Regions from separate parts of the Homo sapiens genome. Here region 1 is linked to region 2. Evidence: read pairs that join two places in POLR2A ChIA-PET (ENCODE). Cell type or tissue: PC-3. All regions are shown on one strand. Each heading gives the region's core, and the rest is flanking DNA. Links, peaks and the distances in the headings are about the cores only.

The links. Peaks named below come from ENCODE experiments on the same cell type or tissue, not always from the same donor. Only the 100,000 strongest peaks of a DNase experiment are listed, where the experiment ranks them.
Region 1: POLR2A ChIA-PET joins it to region 2 with 7 read pairs; 1 of 35 experiments calls an interaction of 5 or more read pairs at or near these places.

Annotation. Positions count from the first base shown.
Region 1 is chr1:240,256,164-240,261,556 of GRCh38, reverse strand. FMN2 (formin 2) reads right to left here. Exons shown (of 18, transcript NM_020066.5): 7 at 3,525-3,612. Among named protein-coding and RNA genes, the nearest start is that of FMN2, 170 kb to the right of the region's middle. RefSeq lists an enhancer at 2,585-3,784. In PC-3, for the core only: no CTCF peak of the experiment used is centred there; a DNase peak (open chromatin) is centred at 2,446; H3K27ac peaks cover 1,056 bases.
Region 2 is chr1:240,308,358-240,313,750 of GRCh38, reverse strand. All of the region lies in intron 8 of FMN2 (formin 2), which reads right to left. Among named protein-coding and RNA genes, the nearest start is that of FMN2, 220 kb to the right of the region's middle. In PC-3, for the core only: no CTCF peak of the experiment used is centred there; DNase peaks (open chromatin) are centred at 650 and 3,270; H3K27ac peaks cover 2,338 bases.

The DNA.
Region 1 (5,393 bases), core at 271-5,270, 52 kb after region 2:
CTAATTACTCTAATGGAGCACTTTGAAATATAAACATTACAAAGTAAATGAAAACCTAGAGTACTGACAGCAAAGAAGGAGAGAAAATGATTCTTGCTGTTTATTACAATATTACATATACTTTGTTTTAGATAAACCAATGCTGGTGGTAAAAAAAAAAAGCACAATCTTGGAGAAGCAGCATGTCTGAATGAAAAAAAAAAAAGTACTGGTTAATGAAGGGGCCTGAGTGCAAGTTCAATCCATTTCATTAATGAGCTGCGTGATACTGAGAGGGTAACTGGACCACTCACAGGTCTTATTTTGCCTATCGATAAAAATGCCACATAGCCAAAGAAAGACTAAGCAAAAAGAACAGATCTGGAAGCATCACATTATCTGACTTCAAACTATACTATAAGGCCATAGTCACCAAAACAGCATGGTACTGGTATAAAAATAGACACACAGAACAATGAAACAGAACAGACAACCCAGAAATAAAGTGAAATACTTACAGCCAACTGATCTTTGACAAAGCAAACAAAAACATAAAGTGAGGAAGGGACACTTTATTCAACAAATGCTGCTGGGATAATTGGCAAGACACTGTAGGAGAATGAAACTGGATCCTCATCTCTCACATTATACAAAAATCAATTCAAGATGGGTCAAGGACTTAAACCTAAGACCTGAAACTATAAAAATTCTAGAAGATAACTTTGGGAAAACCCTTCTAGACATTGGCTTAAGCAAAGACTTCATGACCAAGAACCCAAAGCAAATGCTACGAAAACAAAGATAAATAGCTGGGACTTAATTAAACTAAAGAGCTTCCGCGTGTCAAAAGGAATAGTCAGCAGAGTAAACAGACAACCCACAGAGTGGGAGAAAGTCTTCACAATCTATACATCTGACAGAGGACCAATATCCAGAATCTACAAGGAACACAAACAAATTAGCAAGAAGAAAACAAACAATTCCATCAAAAAGTGGGCTAAGGATATAAATAGACAATTCTCAAAAGAAGATATACAAATGGCCAACAAACATGAAAAAATGCTCAGCATCACTAATGATCAGGGAAATGCAAATCAAAACCACAATGTGATACCACCTTACTCCTGCAAGAATGGCCACATTAAAAAAAAATAAAAAAATAATAGATGTTGGCATGGATGCAGTGAAACGGGAACATTTCTACACTGCTGGTGGGAATGTAAACCAGTACAACCACTATGGAAAACAGTGTGGAGATTCCTTAAATAACTAAAAGTAGAACTGCCATTGGATCCAGCAATCCCACTACTGGATATCTACCCAGAGGAAAAGAAGCCATTGTACGAAAAAGATACTTGTACGTGCATGTTTATAGCAGCACAATTCACAATTGCAAAAATATGGAACCAGCCTAAATGCCCATCAATCAACGAGTAGATAAAGAATTGTGGCATATTCCATATGATGAAATAATACTCAGCTATAAAAAGGAACGAATTAATGGCATTCACAGCAACCTAGATGGAACTGGGGACTATTATTCTAAGTGAAGTAACTCAGGAATGGAAAACCAAACATTGTATGTTCTCACATTCATAAGTGAGAGCTAAGCTATGAGGATGCAAAGGCATAAAAAGTGATACAATGGACTTTGGGGACTTGGTGGAAGGGTGGGAGGGGGTGAGGAATAAAAGACTACAAATTGGGTTCAGTGTATACTGCTTGGGTGATGTGTGCACCAAAATCTCAGATCACCACTAAAGAACTTACTCATGTAACCAAATACCACCTGTTCCCCAAAAACCTATGGAAATAAAAAGTATTTTTTAAAAATGACGCTGGAGGTCTAGATAAATTCTGTGGCCACTTCTATATCCAAAATCAATGATGTTTATGCTTCTGTGGACTTCTCAGTGGAGGCATATCCTGAGAGAAGTCAAGTTTGCTCTAGAGGACACAAGCGATTCACACATGTAAATCCTGTTTGCAGACAATACACCAAGGCAGAATAGGACTTTACCTGCAGGAGGGCACAACCTCTTGCTGCTTTAGACTTGGAAGGCCACCATATTAAAAAAAAAAAAAAAAAAGTGTACAGGGTTTCAAAGGGACTAAAGCAATCACTTCACATCCTAATGGGATAAAGTTTCTGCATGATTCTGTATGACCCTTCAACTACTGCCTTTCATGCCATGTTATTGCTAGCGTTGCATGTTAAAGCAAGCAAATTTTCAATGAACTCTCACTGGCTTTACCACAGACACAGATGTCAGGCGGACTCTTGTTCATAAGGTTCTCATTATCAACTCAACCCGAGTTGAATATTTGACTGAAGGAAAGAACCATATCATTATTTTCAGATTTCATCCTATGACTTAACTGGGCTACATCTGCCAGCTTTAGAAACACCAAGTACTGCCTGGCGCCAGCCTTGGCTTTCTCTTCTATGACTATTACCCCAAATGTTTCAGCTTGAGGAAGTCTCCTCCCCATCAAAACAATTTAATAAAAACTTAAATTGTGATTAAGAGTTACTCATCAATTGACAGGGCATACCAAGCTTGTGCTATTTATGAATTATCCCACACAAGATTTTAAGCCCAACAAATAGAATCCACATTCATAAAGGGGTAAGCTAGAAAGCCAGTTAAATGCTTTTGTGATTATAAGGTCTGTGTTATTCTTGAAACCATATTTCTTTAATAGGTAAACTGGCATTCCATTGGATAATTCAATCTGCTTTAAATCTATTCTTAGGTTCTAGTCAGCTTAAGGGACACTCTGAATTTACACTTCATTACTCTATTCACCTTTGGGCAGTATCTCTCAGCATAAATATCATAGGAGGATATGGCATAAGAATGGCCGTCAATTGTACAGTAGAATCCAAGTATTAAAATATTGACACTAAAGCCATTTATAAAATGTTAAGAACCACTCTAATTCCAAACAGAAAATATTTCTGTTCATATGTTGCAAACCTCACTCCCATGTGAAGGTACAAGGAGACAGGATCCTAGGTGGTGGTCACTAGGTCGCGTGGTCATTAGGTCACAAGGGTAGAATTCTCGTGCGTGGGATCAGTCCCCTTATAAAACAGACACAAGAGAGCTCTCTTTCCTTCTTTCTGCCAATTGAGGATACATGGAGAAGATGGCAGTCTGCAACCTGAAAGACGGCCCTCACCAGAACCGAATATGCTGGCACCCTGATCTCGAACTTTCAGCCTCCTAGAACTGTGAGAAATAAATTTCTCTTATTTATCACCCACCAGTCTGGGGTACTTGGTTATAGTAGCCTGAACTAAGATAATAATGTCACATGATAATTAGACTGTTAGTAAGGTATATAAATAACACCACAGGCAAATTAATAGTAATCCTTCCAGAAACAATCATGGGAGATAGCTTGATCACACTTACGGGATATATACTAACCTCGGTTTACACAGAAACTCTAAGTTTGAAATAACATTACCAACAAACATCATATCCCTCAGCCCAAATTTTAATATTCAGAAGCTAAATTTTCATTTTGACACTTACCATGTTGTATGTCTTTCATATCTAAATGAAGGCTAGACATTAGTATTCCAACTGCTTGTGATCTTTTGTTGCTTAATAACTTGACAACCTGCTCGAGAAAGAAAGTAAAAGGGGAAAATGTTAATTTGAACTCCAATATGCTTACTAGCATTTTAAAAAATCCTAAATGAAGAACAAATTCAGAGAAAAGATCTCACGTCATTACCTAAAGTATTCAAAACAGTGTTTTTTTTAATGTTTGAAGAGAGCTTTTGGGTTTTATATCATAAATCTTCAAAATCCACCATTTTCCCCCATTATTCACCATCAGCCTCAAAGACATGTTTTTTAACCAGTCTTTTGAGAGCCTGATCTGTCAACAAGTAAAATTTCTAATGGTCTAGGAAATTAGTCTGGTCTCTGTAAAATCACAATTACACATATGATCATTTGCAGCCTGAGATTTGAAGTGTTCTTTTTTCTTTCAATGTGGAGCCTTGACACACTGAAACTTCAAACACGTCAGCAAGTGAAGCGCAAAATAAAAGTACACACATAGAGAATCTGCTAGATTAGTTTGGTTGTGTCATGAAAAATTTTTTTAAAAAAGTGCTTTCACTTGGGTCACATAGAAAGCTCACTATTTTACTGGAAGTTCCTCTCATTCTGCATTTGACCCACATTTTGGGGAGAACTTTCCTACTAATTAACAGAGGGATACAAGCATCAAATTAAAAGGGCTGCATCAGCACAATCTCAAGTCTGGATTTCCAGCAAGTCTTAAAGAATCAGGGCACACGATCCCATGCGAAGGGTTCCTAAAACAGAGGTGGGAAGGCTGTTACAGAACAGATAGATATTTTTTGACCATGTTTTCCAGACAACAGCATCACCAGGAAATTCTGCTTATGAAACTTATCCCAGGCCTGATCGTGTGAGGGGCAGCATTTTCTATTTACTCCCAGTGTTTTGTTTTAAATCTGCTTAGAAAAACACTGGAGGAAAAGGAAAGAAAGTGGTTATAGTCAAATTACCAGAAGTGACAGCTGCTCTAACAGCTATTGCATCTTTGTACCCTGTCTTCCCTTATGGTTTAAGTTGGGTCAATCAGGATAGTAATAAAATAATCATACCCAACTGTTACACAAAGTCACAGAGTAAAACAATATTCTTAATAGCAATAATAGCACTCTGGGTGCCCCAGCACGGATGGGGGTGAGGAATAAAACATAACACTTTCAGAAGGACCAACCACGAAAACCACTCTGATCTTTTTTGTTGTCGTTGTTTGTTTGTTTGTTTTGAGATGGAGTCTCACTCTGTCACCCAGGAAGGAGTGCAGTGGCACGATCTCGGCTCACTGCAGCCTCCGCCTCCTGAGTTCAAGTGAGTCTCGTGACTCAGCCTCCTGAGTAGCTGGGATTACAGGTGCATGCCACCATGCCCAGCTATTTTTTTTTTTTTTTTTTGTATTTTTAGTGGAGACCGAGTTTCACCATGTTGGCCAGGAAGGTCTCGAACTCCTGACCTCAGGTGATCCACCCACCTCGGCCTCCCAAAGTGTTGAAATAACAGGCATAAACCACTGCTGCCTGGCCCTGCCCTGATCATTTCTGAAAGCCTCTTGGTAAGGCACGATATCTCCCAAAAGGCGCTGCTTTTGCAAAAGAAAAAGCAACATATACATTTTGATTCTAAATGTTAACTAAACATTTTTCTAAATTCCACCTAGAAAGATGAGGTTAAAACTAGAATATGGGCCTATTAGTACAGCAAAGTATTTCTATCCATAGCATTGTCCTCTTAAGAGCTTAAAAAGTAGGAATTTAATATCAGAGAAGCAGAAGGTGTATACTCTGTCCTGAAAACCAGTTTGTAACCACAAGTCAG
Region 2 (5,393 bases), core at 214-5,213:
AGTGATCCACCTGCCTCAGCCTCCCAAAGTGCTGGGATTACAGGTATGAGCCACCGTGCCCGGGCAGTATACACTATTTTATATACATTATTTTAATATTAATTAAATATCTTATATCATATTTTAAGGTACACAGAGCTGTCCAGGAATAAAACCATGCTGCAGTATCTAAGAAAAACTCTACTTCAAATTTACTGTTGACTATTTTGGAAAATCTCATTAATGGTGATAAAACCATTGTTAGATATTGTATTCAAGGTGATTATAAATACCTTAACAAATATGTACTTCCTTATATCTTCTGGTTCAATCACACATAAGCATTCACATACTTAAATACATCATATAATATTATACATTACTGCACTACTTTATATTAAGTGTCAGACATTAGGTGACTTAAGTTATGTATATAGATTTATTATCCATACATTTCTTTTCAGAATAGTGAAAAGGGCGTTATGCATATTTGTTAGAAAAAGGAAGCATCAGTGGTTCCCACTTGGATGGGAGAAAAAGGAAGCATCGGATGGGTAGAATGGAGAACTAATGGCCTGCTCTAACAACACCCATCCAGGACGACTCATCGTTTTGTAGACAGCTCACTTAGTAAAGACCTCCCAAAAGAAAGGGTAAGTGGTAACTGGTCATCTAAAAAGCAAATGTTGCAATAGGAAGTGACATAGCAAATTCCAAGGGATTAATTTCTGTATTGAGCCTTGTACTTCAGAACAAGATGCATGGGTGGGTAAGGAGAAGGAAAAGGTCAGGAACAGGAAGAAGTGCTGGGGAGTTCTAAAAATAATCTCTTAAGTCTTTTGCATTGACATATAAGGAAAACACTAATCTTGATGTGCAAATTGATAAGTGTGGAGGTAAAGTGTGTAGGGCAGCGATCTGATCAGTTCGAGAAGTGCATTTTCCTTGGGCTAACAGATTCTATAATACATTGTTACTCTGCTTTCTGTTACAATGACCAAGAAAGCAATAGTCTTTATTTCAAATGTAAAAGTAAACACTGATAATCAAATGTACTTTGTGGAACATCTGATCACAGAATTACTCTTTCTTCCAAGAAACAATGCCATCATTAAAATCATGATCAAAGCCCTGGTATTTTAAAAGAAATTCTATTTAAGAGAACTTGTCAAGGGTAGCGTTCTAACTGCCATAAACAATTATTTGCATTCATCTGGTAAATGTTTTTTGTAGTGCTTACTATGTGCCAAGGAGATACAATACTAAGGAAAAACAACAGAACTTTCATCAGATCAGAGAGAATGGGAGTAAAGAAAAGTGAATATGCGTACAATGTCTAGGTTTACAAGCATTCTAAAGACAAGGTGCATGTTGCTGTATGAGCCTGAAATGGAAGGATTTGATACAAAGAATTCCTAAGGAAGAAAAGAATGACAACTGAAGATTCAGGAGACTTTTACTAGAAGGAGATGGTAAGTGGAAATCTCCTGCCTGAAGGAACACCTTTTGTCAGTGCTGTTCTAGTGGTAGGATCTGCATGGTTTTGAGAAACTAAAAGGGGGTGGGTGGCTGGAGAGCAGAGGGCTACAAGATGGTAAAGTGGACGGACCATGCAAAACTAAAAACAAATGTGAAGGAGAAGTGCTCAGAGAACCTACCCGCCTACAAAAAGTAAATGGCCATAAATTCCACAATGTGAACATGAAACTGCTCTCTGCTCTACAATGTCAGCCTTTTGGATGTCAACTAATAAAAGAAAAATATCATATTAAAATAAGAGAAAGCCAGCATGGTGATGCATGCCTGTAGTTCCAGCTATTTGAGAGGGTGAGGCAAGAGGATCACTTGAGTTCAGCAGTTCAAGGCTGTAGTGAGCTATGATCACACCACTGCACTCCAGCCTGGCCAAGAGAGCGAGACCTTGTCTCTTAATAAAATAAAGTAAAATAACAGGAACGACATATAAGAACAATCCCGGATCATTTATTTCCACATATTTCCAATGCAGCTGTGTTAATCTTTTAATTTTCATTTTCCAGGAATTTATGCAATATAGTTGGTTTATCCAAAAGAAGCATAACTATCAAAAAATCAGTCAATAATTTTATGATGTGACAGGCAGTGTCACACCTTAGATTAACAAGAAAGAAATATAATTTCTGATTTTTTATTAAGTTTATAGAGTCAATCTGTAAGTGATTCAAGATCCAAAGCTTTTCTTTTTTTTTAATTCTGAAATTCACCTTAAGCACGTTTATGGTTGAAAATGAGCATACTTGCAGGGATTCCATGAACCAACTCAATAAAACAATGAAATTTGAGAGTATGGTTTTAAAACAGCTATGTGGGGAAAGTCAATACTCCTCTCATTTTTGTTTGAAGAAACTGATGATTAAATGTTGCTTAAAACATGAATCAATTAAATTCCTCTAGGAAGTTATGGGAACACAGAACAGTTAATCCAATTCATTTTCACTAATGTAATATGGTATACACTTTTGAGGATGCTGTATCATGTGGCATGCATGATACCCTTCTTCCAGATTCAAGTTTATGGTATGTCAACTACTACCCTAGTAATCTTTAAGCAAAGATTGCTAAAACTATAAAGTATGCCTGTGAAATCCAATCCTGAGAAGTGTAAATTTAGATCTCTAATTCTTTCTACTTTACCTGCTTTTTTTTCTTCCTTCTAATTGGATTAGAACTGTTTAATGACAAAGGGGGTGTTGAATTTTTTCCCTTCCTATCTTTTTTCATGTATTTTTCTTCAGTTGAACTGCTAATAGTATTCATGTCCAGGTTTTGGTCTGGTTGAATACTTAAGATTTTTTGTTTATTTGTTTCTTAAATATGAAAGAAAGAAAAAAATGATTTTCAGAAAAACACAATGCAACTGATAGTTATACATGAATATTTTAACAGACACATTTTTGAATTGAAGTTAGTCATTCAACACACTTAAAAAAATGAGTAATTTTCCTCATCTGCTCCCTCATTCCCCACACCACAGTCTACTGCTTCCTATCCACCTCACAAGCTCACTTTGCCATATAAGGAGTATATTTCAAGATTCAGAAGCAATAGATATAGTTAACCAACTGTAAATATTATATACTGCTTAGGAAAAGATCTTACTCTCTGAACTTAATGACAGTCAATAACCCTAAATAAACTGTAATGATTTTTGTTTTTAAAAACTCACTAGGTTGTACTGCATTTAGTAACTATGTGGTTTCTCTAGGTTTTAATTCCTCAGTAAACAGGAATTGAGTCCTCAGGATTGTGGTTTTTGAAATTAGGGTGTGTTTAGATTTGGAGGCTAACCAAGATTCATTCACATCTAGAAGAGAAAGCTCACTGCCAAACATATGCAATCAGGAGAGAAAAAAAGATTACATTCTAAATAAGGTTTGTATAACAAATACTTCCATCTGTTTCACAGAGATCAAATAGAATTACTTTAAAACAGACCAATGACATTTAAGCATCTGGCAAAAAGAAAGTGTGTTGTATTTATGGGAAAGGATTTAGGTTAGCGATATTTTTTTCTTCAAGGATAAGAAGTGGAATGCCAAATAAGATTATTACCCATATATTTAATTTAAAAATTGAGTTTAAATATGTTTATTTTTTCTAGATAAAATTCACATGTACCCTCAAATGTTATTATTAAACTATTAAGGCAAAATTAAGACTATTCAGCTATCTTTCAAACACTGTGTCAGACCTGAAGTTAATAATTACCATTACACCAACATGATAAAGTTGGAAAGATTTCCAAAGAGGACTCAAGCCAAGTCTAAGCCCGTGCATGTCACTTTTTGTTTCTAGAGACACTTTCATATGAGCATGACACCTACCATATTAAGTCACAAACACACGTGACTGTCATGCCAGATGAGACCATACCTCCTAAAACCTCAACCCTCCCTACCATCTGTGCCAGTTACTGCCTCTCATCCCTCAGTTTGCCTTCTAGAACTGAATCCGAGATAACGGACTGGACTCAGCAGCTCCCGGTCCCCCTTTACAGTGAATATGAGGTTATGCTTTGCCAGTAGGAGGTGATGGAGGGGCACTGCTAGAGGAAGGGGGTCCTCTTCCTGACTCTGGTATGCAGTTTGCCTTTTCTGCAGCACAATTGGTCAGCGGTGTGGGTGTATAATGACATCTGGGGGTGCTCTGCCACACCCCAGCAGCATACCCGGAGTGCAGAGCCCTTTGGCAACCTTGCAGTCCTGACCTAGACTCAGTGACCAGTTTGCCTCCAATGCAGACACCACGCACTGTGCACCTGCACCAGCCAAGGCTTGCCTGTGCCCTGAGGTTTGTTTCCTGGGCCCTCCCTACATAGATACTGTACACTCTGGGCTTCACGTTCACTGTAGCATCCTAACTCCTGCATGCCTGCCCACTAGCTAGAGTTCACCTGCCCCCAGAAGTGTGTTTTCTTGCTTGCCCAGAGACGTGACCAGCTATGGCCCAGGCAAACCAGTGGGCTGCAAACACACCTTCTCCAATGAAATCTGCACCCCAGTCTTAGAGAGGGGACCCCCTTCCAAGCTTATCCGAACTTGGGTATGCTTACTCATCCCTAGGGTGCTGTTAAAGTTATCACTATATTCTTGTACTCTTCCATCATAGGTTAATCATTCATTATAATAAACTCTTCTGCTTATATTAGTCTGTGGTTTATGTCCCAATTGAACCCATACTGTTAGACTTTCTAACACTCATACCCTCACTCTCCACCTTCTGCCTTGAGACTACTAGACCCCTGTGTCTGCATATCAATTATGAAGGAACAGACCACTCAAACCTAACATAACCACAGAATTCTCATTGCCCCATTTTCTACCAAGCTGCTTCCACTTATCAGCTAATGGCAATCCCTTCCTATTGCCCAGGCCAAAAATTGTGGGATCACTCTCAATTTCTTGTTTTCTCTCACAGTCCATACCCAGCCCGCTGGCAAATTCTACTGGCATATTCTTCAAAATAGTTCCAGAATCTGACCACTTCTCAGCAGCTCCACTGTGTACACTGAGGTCCAAGCCACTATCATCTCTTAACTGAGGTCCAAGCCACTATCATCTCTTAACTCTGAAAGGTCTCTGACACTCCACCTTGCTTCTCACAGTCTATTCCTAGTTGTCAGAACTTCTTACAGGGGTGTCCAAGGGACAGAATACAGTCGTGGGTTCTTAGTTTCTGTTTCTGGTTGGGCCAGTAAAGCCCCGTCCTCGTCCCTCTTTTCTGCTTATCACTAGACACGAAACTAAACACCATGGCTTCAGGCTGCTAAAAGCCTGAAACAAAACAAAACAGAATGACAACAACAAAATAAAGCGAGTTGGACAAGCTTTGAAACATGAATCCTCTAGCCAAAACTGTGTGTTAACTTCCCATTT